2 separate regions of the Homo sapiens genome follow, and region 1 is linked to region 2. A link is an interaction called in ENCODE POLR2A ChIA-PET data of the cell type or tissue named here. Cell type or tissue: MCF 10A. All regions are shown on one strand. Each heading gives the region's core, and the rest is flanking DNA. Links, peaks and the distances in the headings are about the cores only.

What was found. ChIA-PET counts read pairs that join two places held together with the same protein. Peaks named below come from ENCODE experiments on the same cell type or tissue, not always from the same donor. Only the 100,000 strongest peaks of a DNase experiment are listed, where the experiment ranks them.
Region 1: POLR2A ChIA-PET joins it to region 2 with 5 read pairs; 2 of 35 experiments call an interaction of 5 or more read pairs at or near these places.

The regions. Positions count from the first base shown.
Region 1 is chr22:47,141,077-47,146,450 of GRCh38, reverse strand. All of the region lies in intron 12 of TBC1D22A (TBC1 domain family member 22A), which reads right to left. It overlaps LOC124905140 (a long non-coding RNA gene), which reads left to right and starts at 2,149. Exons shown (of 3, transcript XR_007068141.1): 1 at 2,149-2,244; 2 at 2,362-2,536; 3 at 4,793-5,199. In MCF 10A, for the core only: no CTCF peak of the experiment used is centred there; a DNase peak (open chromatin) is centred at 3,030.
Region 2 is chr22:47,206,669-47,212,042 of GRCh38, reverse strand. No RefSeq gene overlaps it. Among named protein-coding and RNA genes, the nearest start is that of LINC01644, 280 kb to the left of the region's middle. In MCF 10A, for the core only: no CTCF peak of the experiment used is centred there; no DNase peak of the experiment used is centred there.

The DNA.
Region 1 (5,374 bases), core at 87-5,086, 66 kb after region 2:
TCTTCGGGAATAAAGCTTATAGATTTTTTTCTAACGTCTCTTCTGCTGTCTCTTCATCAATTCTATCTAGCAACTGTAATCAAAGGCTTCAACCTGATGGCAGGACTCTGAGCTGGGGAGAGAGAGAGTTCATCAACCCTTTTAACAATTCCACCCAAGGACTAGCGTGAACGGGTTTGGAGGTTATCAGGCAAGCCAGCAGCACGAGAACACAGCGAGGAGCCCTGGGTGAAAGGGACGGCAGGGAACAGGCCAGCAATCCAGTGCGTCCCCGCGCCGCGGCCCCCAGTCAACCCCTGTTTTAAGGGACAGCACAAACAGACCAGCAATCCAGCACATCCCCGCGCCGCGGCCCCCAGTCAACCCCTGCTTTAAGGAACAGCACGGGACAGGCCAGCAATCCAGTGCATCTCTGCGCCATGGCCTCCTGGTCAACCCCTGCTTTAAGGGACAGCACGGAACAGGCCAGCAATCCAGTGCATCCCCGTGCCGCAGCCCCCAGTCAACCCCTGCTTTAAGGAACAGCATGGGACAGGCCAGCAATCCAGTGCGTCCCCACACCGTGGCCTCCTAGTCAACCCCTACTTTTCAGATAATCCACTCCGCTGACTCTCAAATGGGCTGAGGCCGACCCAGGCTGTGTAAGCCCTGAAGGTTACACAATGTGGAAACCTTCTCTTAGAAAGAAAAAGAACGTAAGACCTGAGTTCAAAACTGGGAGTGCAGGTAGGTGCTTACTTAGAAAAAAATCAGAACAAACTATGAAATTTAAAAGCTGGCAAATACCATAAACATAAAAAACTCTAAAACAAGAATACCTCTCCTAACGAACTGCCTAGCATGCCTCCAGGACAGCCCTTTCCCTGCCTTCTGGCTGCGTATTATTTGATCACCACTTCATATGACGATGCTTTTGTAATATCATGTCTTAAAGGCAATTCAATCTTTCAGGCTAGTGACCCTCAGTCAATGATTCTCAGTTGGGGCATTTCTGGTTGTCACCACACCTGTGATGACAGTCCTAAGAGGTCAAAGGTGCTGGCTAAGAAGGACTCTGGGCCGAGGACCTCTCCACTCAGGGTCCTCCTTCCACAGAGCAGCGGCCCTCTCGACTCCCTCCAACACCAGCCAGACGGGTCACTACCTGAGAAAATGGCCCTGGCAGTCACCTGGGCACGTAAAGGATGACGCCGAGCCTCTCCACAGAGGAACCAGCACCTTCCCAATCCACCTGGGCCAACCTTTGGCAGAAGACGCAGGTGGGGATCCAGGGCTAGGTCTAGGTCATCCACCTCCTGGCACCTCACCTGCCCCAGATGTAAACAGGTGTGAACAGCCCTGCCCTTGCCAGGCTGCTGTGAGAATAAGGGGAGATGCACAGAAAAACGCTGCAGCCGGCACGTGGTGCGCGCTTATTAACGTCTGCCACCATTACCAAGGTAGTTCCGATTACAGTCAACATCTACATGGCTCTGGTCCAGCGGCACCAAACGGCTCAGCCGCCTCCAGACCCCAAGACCCAGGATCTCAGCCAGCAGGCACCTTCACGGGCTGCACCCAGTCCCAGGATCTCAGCCAGCAGGCACCTTCACGGGCTGCACCCAGTCCCAGGATCTCAGCCAGCAGGCACCTTCACGGGCTGCACCCAGTCCCAGGATCTCAGCCAGCAGGCACCTTCACGGGCTGCACCCAGTCCCAGGATCTCAGCCAGCAGGCACCTTCACGGGCTGCACCCAGTCCCAGGATCTCAGCCAGCAGGCACCTTCACGGGCTGCACCCGTGAAGTCCCGCCAGTGCTGACTGGAGACAGTAACACCGACGCGCCTCCAGGTGGTGGGCACTGACTCTGGAGAGCCCCTGAGTGTGCCCTAAGTGCATGCGCGTATGTGCTTGTATACTGTGTGCACGCCAGGCAGACAGGGGCTCAGTAAGCACAGGGGCCAAGGAGGGACGCTGGTGCAGTCACACAGACCGCCTTGCGTGGCGACCCAAGGCCTCAGGGCCCCCCAAAGTGGGGCTGGTGGGTTCTGGAGTATGGTAGAAGTGGTCTCACTTCTTCATCTTTATGCTGTAGCCTGTGCCAGAAAAGGGCCCTTTCCAAACACAAAGGACCTTTCCGGTTGGACGCCGTCCTCTGGGAGAGAGGAGCTCTGGAAAGGGAAACGGGCGGCTGCGGCCACTAGAAACCCGCTGGTCCTCACAGGTCTTGGCAGCCCAAGTGCACGGCTCTGACAGCGATGAGAAGTGAGCACGGTGGCTCAGGTGGGGTGTGTGCAGGGGTTCCTTTCTCTAGAGAGACAGTGATATTTTGGGACACCCTTTCCCTGGTGTTTGGGAATGGTTTGTCTCCCATGTCTTCAGGTACAGGATCCCCTGACACCGTCTAGGGACATCGGGCTGAACCAGGGGTGCAGAGTGCTGGAGGAGGGGCCTTTGGACATCACCAACTAAAGGCTTGATTCGGAGTGTGGCCAGGCACCACGGCCAGCCCAGCAGGACACAGGATGCTGGAGCAGAAGAAGGCAGCGGGCCTGCCGTAAGTGCACACCTCTCCACGTGTTTCCGGTGTTTCTATCTCTGCAGGAGAAGCGGAGGGCTGTAGTTGTCAACCTTCACCTCCGGGCCCAGCCCTCCTCATGCACCTCTGGCAACTCCAGGGACCAATGCTCAAACAGCTGCCTCTGACAGGACCTTGGAGCATCAACAGCTCAGCTGGGTACACGCGATGCATGCAGAGCTACTAGGCACCCGTCAGAGAGCTTAGGGTCAGCTGGGTGTCCATCAGAGAGCTCAGGGGACCCTGCAGGCAGGGCTGCCCACTGGAAAGAACTCTGCATTTCCCAGGACCCAGTTTCTGTTGTTCAGTCACAGGCTTTCTGCACGTGAGGCAGTGCCTAAGTATCATTCCAGGTGGAGCACCATTCCCCGGAAGGTGTAGGGCCACTGCACTGATGGTGATATTCTAAACTCACACTTATTCCTGGAAGCGGTTCAAAACTCATTAGCTAGCCAGCGCGGCAGGGCTTCTACTTCCTAATTCCAGTAAAATCCTGGCTGCAAATCCTCTGCTATTGGGACACCTTTTCTTTGTTTTCAGGAATGTTAAAGGGTCACTGCCAAGTACTCAGGCCAGAGATTTATGGACTTACAGGCACAAAAGTTGCTGTCAGGTCTCCGTCGATTTGTAGACCTCAGAGTCTGCTCCACTGAGTCTGGCTCAAACTCTTAAGGGCAGAGGTGGGGACAGGGGTGGCTCCAGGGTACCGATCCACCTGGATGATTCCCCTTCTGGGAGAGAGAGAGACGGGGGCTTCCAGGAGAAAAGGTCCTTTTGAGGCCAAGGCTTAGGTGGGGCACTCTCTTCCCAGTACCTTCCTCTGGGGAGTTGGGTGGTTCTTAATGTCTCCACCAGGCAGTCACCTTCAAGGCCTGTGCATGATTCCAGCAGGCCCTCACAGGACCAGAGTCTGCCTCCTCTGAGGGCAAAGGCTCAGAACTCCACAGTGCTTGACTGAGAGCAACAGAGTATGTGTCCAAATAAATGCTGAATGGTGGGTGGTCGGGTGGGTGGGTGGATGGGTGGATGGATGGATGGGTGGATGAATGGATGGGTGGATGGGAGGGTAGGAGGATGGATGGATGAGTGGGTGGGTGGGTGGATAGAAGGATGAATGGGGGGTGGGTGGTATACATATGTGTGGATAAATGGATGGGGTGGGTGGGTGGATACATGAATGGGGGATGGGTAGATGGATGGGGGTGGGTGGGTAGATAGGTGGGTGAGTAGATGGATGGATGGATGGATGGATGGTGGGCAGGTGAATGGATGGATGTGCAGATGGATGGATGATGGGTGGATGGATGGGTGGGTGAATGGGTAGGTGGATAGATGGGTGGGTGGGTGGATGGATGGGTAGGTGGATGGATGGGTAGGTGGATGGATGCATAGTGGGTGAAGGGATGGGTGGGTGGGCGGGTGAATGGATGGGTGGGTGGGTGGGTGAATGGATGGGTGGGTGGGTGGGTGAATGGATGGGTGGGTGGCAGGATGGATGGAAGAATGGGTGGGCGGATGGATGGAAGAATGGGTGGGTGGGTGGATGGATGGGTGGGTGGCTGAATGAATGGATGGGTGGGTGGATGGATGGATGGAAGAATGGGTGGGTGGATGGGGTGGATGAGTGGGTGGGTGGGTGGGTGAATGGATGGATGGGTTGGTGGGTGAATGGGTGGGTGGGTGAATGGATGGGTGTGTGGGTGGATGGATGGGAAAGTAAACAGCTTCTGGGGTAGGCTTGAAAGTAGGCTCCACAGGTCCCATCTTCCTACTGGGAACCTGGAGGGAGCTAGTCCTATGAGGAGCTGACCTTGGCAAAGAGCCACAGGGGCCAGAGCTGTGGCAGATGTGGGAAGAATTCTCAGTGCCTACTAGTGGGCCCAGCACACAGGAGGCTGATGTTGCTTATGTCCAACTAGCACTGTTACTGATAAAATTGATCCATAAAAATCCAAATACGTTTCATGCCAGACAACCATTTGGTAGAACAGAAATTCCAGCCACAACTCAGAATATTATCCAGCTAAGTTCTATTTTGGAACTAGTGGAATTTGATATTAAAAAACTGTAGTGTTTAAGATATTATCCACGTCATTTCCTTCTTTGTTCTCTCCCTCCTTCTCTCCTTCCCTTCTTCCTTCTTCCCACCTTTCTGGGAAAACACTACAAGCAACGTAGGAAAGAGCAGGTGTGTGGCACAAACAGGCGTGTGGCTCAAATCTCATTTCCTTACAGAATCATGGTGCCCTGCTTCAGAGTGAGGCAGTTGGGAGGGCCTTCCGGAAGACATGGAGGAAAGTCAGGGCAGCCGACGAAGCTGGAAGCCCAGACGTGGAGTCGGCTGCCCTGGGTTCCACTCACAGTGCCACATACCAGCTGTGTGGCTCCAAGCAAGTTCAGCTCTGATCTGGGGACAACTGCCCTCTGTGGGAGAGCTGGTCCGAGGATTATAAATGCGTGCGTAAGGGGAAGGCAAAAAGCAAGGTGGCAACTCTCAGGACTACCGATGGGAACCTGTCTGCTTCTGGGACTGGGCGAGGAAGGACAGAGTGACCTGATCAAGGTTGCAGGCTAATATGGTTTGGCTGTGTCCCCACCCAAATCTCATCTTGAATTGTAGCTCCCACAATCCCCACATGTCATGGGAGGGGCCCGGCAGGAGGTCACTGAATCATGGAGGTGGGTCTTTCCCAGGCTGTCCCCGTGACAGTAAGTCTCACGAGATCTGATGGTTTTATAAAGGGCAGTAACCCTGCACATGCTCGCTTGCCTGCTACCATGTAACATGTGACTTTGCTCCTCCTTCGCCGTCCTCCA
Region 2 (5,374 bases), core at 151-5,150:
GACGGTCAGTGTGGACACGCACATATTTGAGTGTGGACACACACTTATTTAAGTGTGGACACGTGCATATTTGAGTGTGGACGGTCAGTGTGGACACGCACATATTTAGTGTGGACGGTCAGTGTGGACACGCACATATTTGAGTGTGGACATGCACATATTTGAGTGTGGACAGTCAGTGTGGACACGCACATATTTGAGTGTGGACACGCGCATATTTGAGTGTGGACACGCGCATATTTGAGTGTGGACGGTCAGTGTGGACATGCACATATTTAAGTGTGGACACGCACATATTTGAGTGTGGATGGTCAGTGTGGACGTGCACATATTTGAGTGTGGACACGCACATATTTAAGTGTGGACACGCGCATATTTGAGTGTGGACGGTCAGCGTGGACACACACATATTTGAGTGTGGACGGTCAGTGTGGACACGCACATATTTGAGTGTGGACGGTCAGTGTGGACACGCACATATTTGAGTGTGGACACACACATATTTAAGTGTGGACACGTGCATATTTGAGTGTGGACGGTCAGTGTGGACACGCACATATTTAGTGTGGACGGTCAGTGTGGACACGCACATATTTGAGTGTGGACATGCACATATTTGAGTGTGGACAGTCAGTGTGGACACGCACATATTTGAGTGTGGACACGCACATATTTAAGTGTGGACACGCGCATATTTGAGTGTGGACGGTCAGTGTGGACATGCACATATTTGAGTGTGGACGGTCAGTGTGGACACGCACATATTTGAGTGTGGACACGCACATATTTAAGTGTGGACACGCGCATATTTGAGTGTGGACGGTCAGTGTGGACAGGCACATATTTGAGTGTGGACGGTCAGTGTGGACACGCACATATTTGAGTGTGGACACACATATTTAAGTGTGGACACGTGCATATTTGAGTGTGGACGGTCAGTGTGGACACGCACATGTTTGAGTCCCAGCATTTACAACAGCACGGCACCAGGTCCCAATGTGGAAAGGGTGCCTTTTCATTGCTGTCTTGGGAACATACTGGGAGATGTCCCAAAAGGAGCTAAAACAGTTAAAATTGGGCTTTATTTAGAGCTTGCGCTTACTTCCCTTCGTTCTCTACACTTTCGCGTGGCTGTTTCCTCCCTGCCCTGCCCCTGCAGGTGACTTGGACCTTGCTGACCCTGTTAGGGGTGGATGTGCCTTCGCAATTGTCTACACACAGGTCCGTGTCTCCCAAACCTTACGATACTTGAGGACAGGGGCTGTGCACAGCTCAGGGAGGAGTATGCACTGTGAAGGCAGACAGACTGCCCCTCCTCCCCCGGAAATGCCAGCCCCTCCTCACCATCATCTTCATCATCATTGGAAAATAACAGCAAATGCTGAAATAATAACAATAATAATGGATTAAATCCTCACAACTAAAGAGCAGCAAACCCTCACGAGTGTTTGTGTGGGGGAGGCATCGTTCCAGGAGCTCCCTGTGCCCCAACTCATTTACTCCCTCCGCGCTCCATTCTTCAAACAGAGTAAACTGAGGCAGAGACAAGGCAATGACATCATCCCCGAGCCCATTCGGCCCATCTGCAAAATGGGTACAAGCAACCGTCTCGGAGTATGGAGAGACGTGGGTGTGCGGCGGAGCTGCCGTGAGTGGTGGGCCTCTGTAAGATGTTTCAGAGCCTGCAGGCCCCGGCTGAATTCCCAAAGCACTGGGAAAATGGCGCAGACAGAGCGCTCCAAGCCGAGGGAAGAAGGGTGTCCACGAGATGGGGGTCCCACAGCCTGTCCCTTTCCTGCTAGGCTCAAAGCTTTACTGTCCCCTCGCGGCTGGTGTGGGAGGAATGAGGGGTCAGTGGGGCTTCTTGGCTGTGGGCAATGGGAACTGATGGGAGGACTCTGGGTCCTGTCCAGGGGAGAAGAGGGCAAGGATGAGGGGGCACCAGGGCAGGGTGGAAGCTAAGGGGCTCTGAGGAAGATCCACTCTCCAGCCTTTGTCTCTGGGTTCAGGAATTAAACCTGAGAGTGGCCATCATGTGGGCCTGGCTGGGGCTGCTTGTGCACCTCCCGCTGGAACTGCCCCACCCATGCCCCACCCAATGTCAAATAATGACTGAGGATGGCTCCTGGAGAGGTGGGGCCGGCAGCCACACGACAACACCCTGGCAGCCACCACTACAGGGCCCGCACTTTGACCCACCACAGAGGCAAGCCCTGGATGGCCACCCCACAGGACCCATCGTCACCAACCCTCCCGGGCGGCATGTGCCCACAGCAGCTGTGCAGCTGGCTGACGACATTGGGTTCAGGCCCAGCAAAGCCCACTCATCCCACAGACACCGACGGCCCCATAAGCTTCGCTCCTGCTCGGGCCCCTGCCCAGGCCCTGGATGGCAGGAGCTGGCCCTCCCCTGTGGGCAGGTGCATCCCTGGAGAGTGTGGAGACCTCTCTGGGGCTCGGTCCCCAGCCCTCCATAAAAGTATCCACTCAGCTTCTCCCCATAAGCCCCTCTGGTAAGGCCCACAGTGTGGGGCAGGCGCAGGAGGCCTCTCCTGCCCAGGGCAGAGGACAGTTCTGAGCCTCCCTTCCTAAAGCATCCCATCCCACAAAGGCAACCGCCCTGTGGGGAAGGGGCTGAAGACCACCACTCGGGCTGGCAGGTGTGGCCCCTGGCTGGTGGCCAGGAGGAACATGGCCACAGTCCCCAAAACTTGGGACACCCGGGCTTGGTCCTTGGCCAGCCCAACCCACCCAGCCCCACATTCTTCCTCCAGAGGGCCAAAGGTCTGCACTTCCACCCCGGTATCCACCTGCTCTGTCACCTTGTCCCATGTCCTGCTCCCCAAGCCACTACGCTCCAGAGCATGCCAGAGAGAAAATGTGGGAAACGCTGAGGCCATGTAAACAGGCGAGATGACGCATAAGGGGCCTGTCCAGCTTCATCACAGGAAACGCCTCTGCTCACTGTGCGGCCTGCACTGGGGAAGCCCACAGAGCGACCATCCCCAGGGACCCCCTCCCCACCGCCCCTCAACAAACACCTCCCTCGCCAGGAGGAAAAAAAAAAACAAAATGCACGGCCATTTAATGACCCACCCTCGGAGTGCCAGCAGGCAGAGGTAGGACTGGAGGGGAGCAGAATCTGATTAATTTAACGGGGAGTCCAGGGGGAAAATCTCAGAGATAGACCAAAGAGGCATTTCAAAAGCACAGCGATAAATACACTAAATCACGCAGAACAAACAGAAGCAGGTGCTTTGCTGATAAATGCTTAAGCTCTGCGACTTTCAAGATGAAACGGCCCAGCCCGAGATAGATGGAGTGAATTTGATGGGCTGGGGGCTGCCAGCGCCGCGTCCTGAGCCGCTCCCCACCCCCCACCCCTGGCATATGTTCCTGACAACAGTTAGGATCTTACCTCGGGAGAGCATGTTGCCTTTTGCTCTGAAGACGATCTGACAGTTCTGATATGCAGGTTTATTATCTGGCTGTCATGCATTTCTCCTGTGCTGGGGTCTCATCCATTTGGGGAATGACTCTGTTTTGAAAGTGGCATTTGGGAGATGAAGATAAGGTGGCCCTAGGCCCAGCACTGAAGACTCCCAGCTGGTTGAGCCCCTCTCCGTCCCAGGCAGCCACGGTCCTTCTCTCTGCAGGGAGCACTCAGAGCCACCCTGCAAGGAGACCCAGCCCTGAACATCCTTCTCAGCTCAGAGATGGTAAAACTGAAGCCCAGCAAGCTTGGGATCAGTAACCATTGACTGACAGCTGGGGCTCATGATCAAATCTTCTGGCCCCAAACTTGGTAACTTTTTCCTCACGAGGCCAGCCTGCACGGAGCGCCAATGGGGGAGTCCCCAGTCTGCAGCCATCGCTGACACCTGGTGCGAAGGGGTTTACCTGCTGCACCTGGGACAGGAAAGCAGCCCTATGTTTGGAGGAAGGGGGTGGGGAACGGCTAGGCACAGAATCACACCACAGGTGGGATCACGTGCTGGACGCAAACAAGTGCTCTGAAATTAGGCAGACCTGGGTTCAAACGCCAGCCCCACTACTTACCAGCTGTGCAAGCTGGAGAGGTTTCTTCCCCTCTCTGAGCCCCAGTCGTGTCCTCTGAGAATGATGGTAATGAAAACCTCTGCTCCCTGTGGGCTGCTGGGAAGATGGTGAGATCCTTTTGATGCATTTAGCCCAGTGCCTGGCACAAAGAAAAGGCTTAATAAAAGTTCTCAACTCTTAGTATTTGTGTCAGTTATCTCCTGCTGCATAACAAAGTACTCCAAAATTTAGCAGTTTAAAACAACAGCAAACCTTTATCGACTTGCAGTTTCTGTGGGTCAGGATCCAGGGTAAGTTCGGGTGGGTGGCCCTGGCTCAGGGTCTCTCCAGAGGCTGCGTCATGACGTTGGCTGGGGCTGCCATCATCTGAGGGTTTGACTGGGGCTGAAGCCTCTGCCTCCAATATGCGCTGCTTGGGGGAGGCCACAGTTCCTCACAGGATGACTTCCACAGGCTGCTCGAAGGTCCCACACCACAGCAGCAGGAGCCCTAGAGCAAGTGATCAAGAGAGGACAGAGGGGAAGCCACAGTGCCTTTTCTGACCTGGCCTGGGAAGTTCCTCACTGCCACTTCTTCCATATTCTATGTGTGAAGAGAGTAGGAAATTAGCCTCTGTTTCTTGGAGGGAGGAATGGCAAAAGACTATGGTGGACGTTTTTTAAATCCACCACGTCATTGCTGGAAGAATGAGACCAGACCTCAAGGGAAGAAAACAAGGAAATTGTCTAGAAAAGCCCATGAAAGAGGCAGAAAATAACTGAAAGTGACTCGCAATTTTCTTTGCTACTTCCAGCCAAGAGCATTGTTCTCACCAGCCCAGCTGACTGACCCTTTAGGTGACAGAACCACATCACCCCAAACTTTTTCCCGGGCACAAAAGCATTCTGAGCTACATCCATGTGTGGGTCTTTGATACTAGAACCAGCACTTCCAAACCACCCGGAGTCCAACACCCATGATGCAGGGCAGGCAGGCCCACAATTGGGGCTTAGTCTGGGAGGGTCCTTGGCTTTACCCAGGAAAGAATTCAAGGGCGAGCTGGTGGTGTTAGACAGCAGTCTTTATTGAAGTGGTACCAGAGGTGCTGCTCCTTGCAGAGCAGGGCTATCCCATGGGCAGTGTGCCCAGAGCGGCAGTTCAAAGGCAGTGCTGCACCCACTTTTTTTTTTTTTTTTTTTTTTTTTTGTGAGACAGAGTCTTGCTCTGTCACCCAGGCTGAAGTGCAGCGGCACAATCTCGGCTCACTGCAACCTCCACCTCCCAGGTCCAAGCAATTCTCCTGCCTCAGCCTCCCGAGTAACTGGGATTACAGGCG